2 separate regions of the Homo sapiens genome follow, and region 2 is linked to region 1. The links are chromatin contacts, found by Hi-C or POLR2A ChIA-PET in ENCODE. All regions are on one chromosome and are shown on one strand. Each heading gives the region's core, a stretch centred on a gene start or an enhancer-like site at or near the end of the contact. The rest is flanking DNA. Distances are from core to core; before and after follow the strand shown. Region 1 overlaps CD226 (CD226 molecule). Region 2 has its middle 51 kb from the start of CD226.

Region 1 (3,691 bases), core at 775-3,274:
CAGTTGCTCACTATTTGTCTTGGGAACTTGGAGGTGAAATTTCTGCCATGGACCAAGTTGCAGTAAGTTAAGAGGTCGATCTGACGGGGCTGGATCTTTTCCCACCTCACTGCCTGCACAGGCCACGTCATCTGAGGCTGACAAGTGAGTGTGACATTCTTTCCAGGTTCCGAAACAATGTGGCTATTTGATGGCACAGCTGCCTCAAAACTATCTGAAAAGAAGAAGCAAATGATTAGATACAGGTTGTCAAATTTTGGGACACCCAACTGGAAGATACTTAATCATAAAAATAATTGGTGATGTTACCTAACACAGTTCTTCCGTTGTGAATGACCTCTTTATACTACTTTTTTTTTTTTTTTCCTGAGACGGAGTCTTGCTCTGTCACCCAGACTAGAGTGCAGTGGTGTGATCTCGGCTCAATGCAACCTCCACCTCCCAGGTTCACGCCATTCTCCTGCCTCAGCCTCCTGAGTAGCTGGGACTATAGGCGCCCGCCACCGCGCCCGGCTAATTTTTTGTATTTTTAGTAGAGACGGGCTTTCACCGTGTTAGCCAGGATGGTCTCAATCTCCTGACCTTGTGATCCGCCCACCTCGGCCTCCCAAAGTGCTGGGATTACAGGCATGAGCCACCGCACCCAGTTGTGAATGACACATTCTTGTAAGAGAAAGGGTTTTTTTTGTTTTTTGTTTTTTGTTTTTAAGTCCGGGAGATAAATAGAAAAGAGGATATGATTGTTCACACATAGTTCCATAAGTGTTACTTGGTTAACCATGTAGTGAGAAACACAGCCAAAACCCCTGGTGCTTTTCTTGGTATCATATCAAGAGGCTGAATTTTACAAAGAGACTGTTAGGCAATAATGCTGGGCTGGTGTCTCTGACACTGACCTACAGTATCAAATGTTCAGGTTATAATCATTCTGGCTAAGATTCTGACAGTTATGAAAAAGATACCAAATCATTCTCACTGAATATACACATGATCTCATTCTTCAGATATACAGGGTTGTCTTACACATGGGTAGAGTAGGGCCCCACATGTGGTATCAATTCTTGATACCATGAAAGTCCAGTATTCTCCCACCTTCCTCACACCATTTCTGGAATTCCTACCATAAAGTACTCAGTAATTGTCACTAAATATCTAAGTCCATGGTCCTTAGAGTGTGTTTGGGGGCCCTGGGCATCTCTGTGTCCCTTTAGGGGATATGCCAGTTCAAATCTATTTTCCTAGTGATATTGAGAGGAAATTCCCCCTCTTCACTCCAGTTCTCTCACAGGTATACAGTAGATATTTCCAGAGGCTCTGCCAGCTAGTGGTATGCATGCTTGAAAATTCTTGTGTTTTAAATTTTGCTCAATATTGATTTCTAATACAGTAAACATGACAGATATAGCGTACATAAACAAACACTCCCTGAGGGCCTTCAGTAATTTTTAAAATAGCATAAAGGGGTCTTGAGACCAAAAAGTTTGGGAACCCGATCTAAAGAATAAACTGTGGTAACTCTTTCTTAAAATTAAGATAACCCAGCAAGGTAACAAGTGGATCTATTTATTAGTGATGAACACCTTCTTTCTTCTGATGGCATCACTAATGCCAACAAATCCTGACCTGCTATTTCAGTAGAGTGAGGCCTGGGCAGTAATGATGTCACAAAACTCTCTGGCACTAAGGGAGAAATGCAAAAAGTGGGAAGTCATCTGTCACTTCAACTATGTGACAGTTTCACTCAGGACTGGCCCAGGAGCCATTGTCTTGGCATACAAACAAAAGAAAAAAGAAATAGAGAAAGAGAGAAAGGAAGGAGGGAAGGAGAAAAAGAAGAGAGAAAAAGAAAAAAGGAGGGAGGAAGAAAAAAGGAAGGAAAGGAGACAGAGAAACAAAAGAGATGTCACATTTCGAAAGAGAGAATGAAAGCAAGTCTAAAGTGCAGTAAGATTTGCCATCTATTGAACTAGAATATCATGGCTACGATAGTTTCAGCCGCACCAAAAACTAGCTTCTCATCTTCAGCATGCGGTTCCATGTGTCAAAATGTTGTAAAAAGAAAACCACAGCACTCCAGCTTTCTCCTCTGTACAACCGTTTACCAAAGGTAGCACTTTACCCACATAACACACACCCGGAAAACATTTCGTCTCTAAGTAATAAAGCAACACAAGAAAAGGGGAAGAAAGAAAAGCAAAGGAAGAAAATTCATTAAAAAAGGGAAAAAAGGAAATAAAAGCTTAAAAGAAACAAAAGGAAAATTAAAATAAAAATTAAAACAGGGAAAGGAAGACGTGAGAAAAGAAGGAAATGCGTGACAACATAAAATCAGATGCTAGCACACCATGTGGAGAAATGAAAGAACATAAAAGAAATGAAAAAAAGGAGGAGAAATCGACTTTCATGTGAGCCCTTCTGGTCCCTGGGAAGTAAGAGGCAGCGTGAATGCGTGTCCTCAGTGCTCACACGCACAACTGTTTTGTGTTTTTCTTCTTCTTCTCTCTGGATGCCGCCCCGTCCAATCTCAGGAGTTTCCTTTGTCTGCCTATCTAACCAAAACCATGCTGTCAGGCCCCCGTGAACCTGCCGACTCAGGTAGAAACAGGGGTCTACTCATAGCCGTGTCTGCATTTTCACAAAGGACAATGCAGGAAGCAATGGGGAAAATCCTAGAGGGGATGCAGCTGTCTTTGGGGAGCAAAGTGCAGGGAGGTTACAGCAGAGGCTCCATGTGAGGACCTAGACCCGCCTCTCAATAGACTCAGCCTGGAGGTGAAAGAAGTGGTTCCCAACCCTAGAGCCAGGTGGTTCAGAAGCTCAGAGTAGCCCCTGATTAACCTTTCCTGACAAACAGAGTAACTGATTGGTGTTAGATGAAAATCAAGACCTATTACGAGGTCGGCCAAACCTGCCTTGCCTCAGATATTGCTTGTGGCTTCTCAGACCACAGGCTCTTCCTGCAAAGCTCAGTGGAAGGCAGCTCAAAATGACCTTGAAAAGAACTGCCAGAAAGAGCCCACACAAACAAGAGAACCGTGGGATCCTGATGAACTTGGAATTGGAAAGTGGATTCACGTGAAACAGACCAAAATGTCGTAGTTAATTGGGAAGAAAAAAATTTGATTTCAATAAAACAAATACAAATAATGAAAACCAGCTTATACTTATATGTAGCTACGTATTAATACTTAGAATAAACATTGAATAGACTGTGTTGTTTTCCCATGATTTTTATTGCAGGATATCATGATTAAATATTCTCTATTTTGTATGTGGCTTCTCTGGCTTGACCACAAATCATCCTTGGAAATTATTTCAGTGCTTCATCACTTTTCCAACCACTGCTCATGTCCTGGGTACCCCAAACATTGCTGGGTACATCTTCACATCATGCCACTGCCCCTGCCCACTAGCGCCTCCCTGGCTACTGACCTGTCCTCCTCACCATCCTCACTGGTCAACAGTTCTGCATATGCAGTTTGAGCAGCTCTGCAAAATCCTTCACCCACTTCACAAAACCCTGAGTCATTTTACTGTCAGCTTCGTAAACCCAAGCCTCTGTATAGCTAGACCATTTTACACTGCTCTGTACTTAGCACCTAGAACCATGCTTGGCATAAAGTAGAGAAGTCAATCAATATTTTTTGGATAAAAAATTTGCCAACCTAAAGAATGGGAGGAAATATTTGCA
Region 2 (3,691 bases), core at 396-2,895, 100 kb after region 1:
TGTGGAAACTCAGAGTAAACCATTCCTTCCCAGGTGGGGAATCTGACACAGCTTCATGGGAGAGTTGTGGAAACTCAGAGTGAACCATTTCTTCCCAGGTGGGGAATCTGACACAGCTTCATGGGAGAGGTGACATTTTGGCCTTTTACAACAGGCAGAAAAATGTAAATGTGAAAGTGGGTGGAGGTGCACTCTGGGGGAGGAAAGTTGAAGAATTAAAGAGGTAGGAGAAGAACAGGCATAGGATGAGCAAGCCAGAGAATCTGAAGAGGGCATGAGGGTAAAAGGTGAGTTGAGAACAACGTCCAGGCAAGTACACATATCCTCGGGAAAACTTTGTTCTAACAATAGGGAGCCAGGCAAAGGAGTAACCACGAAAACAAACAAAAGGCAGTTCAAAGTTTGAAGAAATCTCAAAAGGTCATAGAATGGCATAGCCTCTCTTACTTGGCCACCACAGAACAGATTTGCTCAGATTAAAGAATTCTCTCCATTCTCCCAACAAAACATCCTGGCTGATGCCAGAGCACATGAGCAGGGGAGGGACAAAGTGGGTGGGCATTAGTGCCACTCTCTCTGGCTTCCCTTAGGTGAGTTTCATGCTTACGGAGATTTGGCTGTGCTTGTTCCCACACCATTTACATCACTTAGACTTGTTATTGGAATTACAGAATTTGGTGAAATATTAATGACAAGTGATCAGAAAAATAATTGTTACTGTAAGAACTAAGTTGAATGTTTTGCAAATAATTGGTAACAAGGAGTCACTTAAAAATTGCTATTGAATCTGGTGTGGCAAGTCAACTACAAAATAAAGTAAAAAATGGTAGAAATCTGGAAGAATTCTTAAAGGAAAGAAAAAGATCTGGAAGAGGTTAGTTTGGGTTGCTTTAATATGTGCCTTAGTATTTGCTCCACTTTCAGAAACTGAAACTGGAAATTGTCCAAATGCATTAGGTGTGATTTATGATAAAAAAAAAACAGTATTAACACCAATAAGGGAACTATACTCTAAAAATGCCTCAGCCCTTAATCAAAAGTTTGTGGAATGAATATATATTTACATACATAAAATATATATATTTAGATACATATATATGTATGTAATATATATGTAGATACATATATGTAATATATATTTACATACATAAAATAAAATGTTAAAGGTACATATTTAAAATGTTGCAATTAATTTTATTTTTCAATTAGCCAGTTTTAAATTACTGTCTGTGAAAATGCTGGCAATCTGTTCACATCAACCATTCTATTTCCCAGCCTCATTTCTCCCTGAGGAGAAGGTGGATCCTGACAGCTGATGGCTGCATTTCATAGGCATAAACTCCACAGAAGGCATTTGGCTTTACACTGGAAAGGCATCTGACTTCTTTCTCTGACACTAATATTTTTAGCTCTGAATGCAGCTAGAACTAATCACAAAGTCTAAATGCAGACTGAATAAATTCAATAAGCATCTAATCTTATTTACTTGGGAAGATAATCCTTTTTTTTTTTTTACCCCTAATTACATCAGTTTTCTCTCAAATCAAGAACATTGGTGGACACTGGTGGTTGCTGAACCAAACACCACCTCCCCTTCTCTATTAGCAGTGGCCTGTGCTACTGGATCTGGCAATGTGCCCAAATGAGGGACAACAATTCTTGGCCTCTCTTGAAGCTTTGAGTGACCATGTGCTGTTCTGTCTGAGATGTGAGCTCTAGTTATTGGACCTGTCTTTTGGGAAGGCTCCTTAAAGGGAAACACAGCTGAGGAAGTCCTTTTCCAGCCTTTCTCCTTCCTGATGTCCATGAGGTAACTTCCTAAAGGAAACGTGCAAAGACAGAGAGAGCAGAAAAGCAGGCAGTTGAGTCCCTGAGGACACTGTTAGCTATAGACTGCCCATGTGTGCATTTCCTGGGATGCAAACAACAACAACAAAAAACAATAAAAATAAAAAGAAACTCCTCTCTTAGTGAAGCCATTATTATTTTGGAGTTTCTCCTCAGTGAAATGTGGCTATTCCTAGCAGATACAGAATATAACTTTAAACCAGGTATTATACCCATAAACTGATTCTTTGCAATCTGATCTTTATGAATATGACCAGAAAACAATTAAAAACAGTAAGTTCCCATTTTATAATCTGTTTACTTCCATGGTAAGCCAAAGAAAGAATGTTCCAATAAACTGTTTGAAGAAACAATGATTTCAGAATTTACACAGAACTGCAAGCAATCTGCTACCAGACTACCAAGTATCGCTGCCCAGAAGAACCCAAGTGGGTGCAGATACTCCAAAGGCACAAGCATTGGCAGAGGCCAAAGTGAGGTAAGGATGCCACTGAAAAGTAGAAATGTGTCAAAGAACATTACCTTGGAGTCTGTACTAAAACACTTTTTTTTTTTTTTAGCTTTCACGCAAAATTAGTTAAAAAGAAATTTATTGAATGTTACCATATGGGTATTTTGTAAAACATGGATTTAAAGATTTTTTTCTGAAGCAGATTCCTCCAATGTGGAAGGAGCAAACAAAATGCAAAAACGAACGTTGTTGGAAACATTTAAAGTAGGATCACACTGAGCTCCTTCTGTGTTGCTGCCAAACCTCAGACTCCCGGGGTCTTGGCATAGCCTTTCGTACATCTGAGCCTTGAGGCCCGGCGAAGTCCCACACAGCCCTAGGTGCGGGACTTGAGTTGTATAAGGAAACTTGAGTTGTAAAAGAATTTCCTAAGAGAAATTTTAAGTTAGGAAGAATAAACTCTACGTTCCCCAAAACTAAGTTTCCTAATTGACCAAAGCAATAGCATTTTATCATCCATGCCCCTTAGTCTTTGGATAATGATCAATGGGAAGAAAAAAAAAATAGCTACTCCCAAATTGAAGGATTTTTTTTTTAAGCTAAGATTTTGTTTTGGTTACTAAGGTTATAATTTTTTAATCTTCCATTTACACAAGTCAGATGGAAAAAGAGCAAAATTTTGCCAACTGACACTCAATCAAGACAACATGACAAGCAGAACAAAATGTGCACACCCCAGGTGTATATAATGCCTGTATGCAGTGCTTTGTGAGACTCGGGTTCTCAATGGTGCCTTGCCAAGTGTCTGGGCAATCAGTCATCCCAGGACTGTGGACATGCACTCCACCAAGAACCAACAATCCTTTTGGGATGCTGGAACCTTAGTTGTCACAGCCCAACTCACTTTCCAGCACATCCCCTCCCAGAGGGGAGGAAAGTTTGCAAGGACACAAAAGATTTGAAGTTTTTGCTTAAACAGATGTTTTTGAGAATTTTGTAAGAATAAAAAATCACTGATAACATCTAAGGGATAACTATGTACCAGGCTAAGCACTCAGTCCTCTCACCAACTGCACAAGGTAGGTGTCCTCAACCCCAGTTAGCTTGAGCCTGTCCCAGGTTTCCAACAATTGCAGTGGTGAGGCCAGGGTTAATTCCTGGTCCACAGGACTCAAGAGCCCTCTACTCTTAACCGCTCTATTATGCTCTCTCATTCACTGAGATAACTGCAAGCAGATCTTAATGCAGAAGCGGGGATGCCAGTCATTACTCTTACCCATCACTCTGGCAAATCCGAGGAACATCACGGGTCAAGAAGCAGACCTGGGGCTCTGGCAACCTCAAGAAATGGGGAATACACAAGGTGCAGCCCCAAAGACTGATGATGCAAAA

The links. Hi-C counts contacts between places; a loop is a spot of excess contacts on that map. ChIA-PET counts read pairs that join two places held with the same protein, here RNA polymerase II (POLR2A). Pooled maps may share reads with other maps.
Region 2: POLR2A ChIA-PET joins it to region 1 with 25 read pairs in activated CD4-positive, alpha-beta T cell. The contact joins two enhancer-like sites. A Hi-C loop is called at or near these places in 4 of 37 single-sample maps with no recorded cell type and 5 of 50 pooled maps. POLR2A ChIA-PET finds 5 or more read pairs at or near these places in 3 of 52 experiments (activated CD4-positive, alpha-beta T cell and activated T-cell).

Annotation. Positions count from the first base shown.
Region 1 is chr18:69,895,832-69,899,522 of GRCh38, forward strand. CD226 (CD226 molecule) reads right to left here. Exons shown (of 6, transcript NM_001303618.2): 3 at 1-214. Among named protein-coding and RNA genes, the nearest start is that of CD226, 50 kb to the right of the region's middle. Within about 2 kb of position 2,025, at least 4 of the 41 ENCODE cell types and tissues checked have a DNase peak (open chromatin) inside an H3K27ac peak, as active enhancers do.
Region 2 is chr18:69,997,256-70,000,946 of GRCh38, forward strand. No RefSeq gene overlaps it. Among named protein-coding and RNA genes, the nearest start is that of CD226, 51 kb to the left of the region's middle. Within about 2 kb of position 1,646, at least 2 of the 41 ENCODE cell types and tissues checked have a DNase peak (open chromatin) inside an H3K27ac peak, as active enhancers do.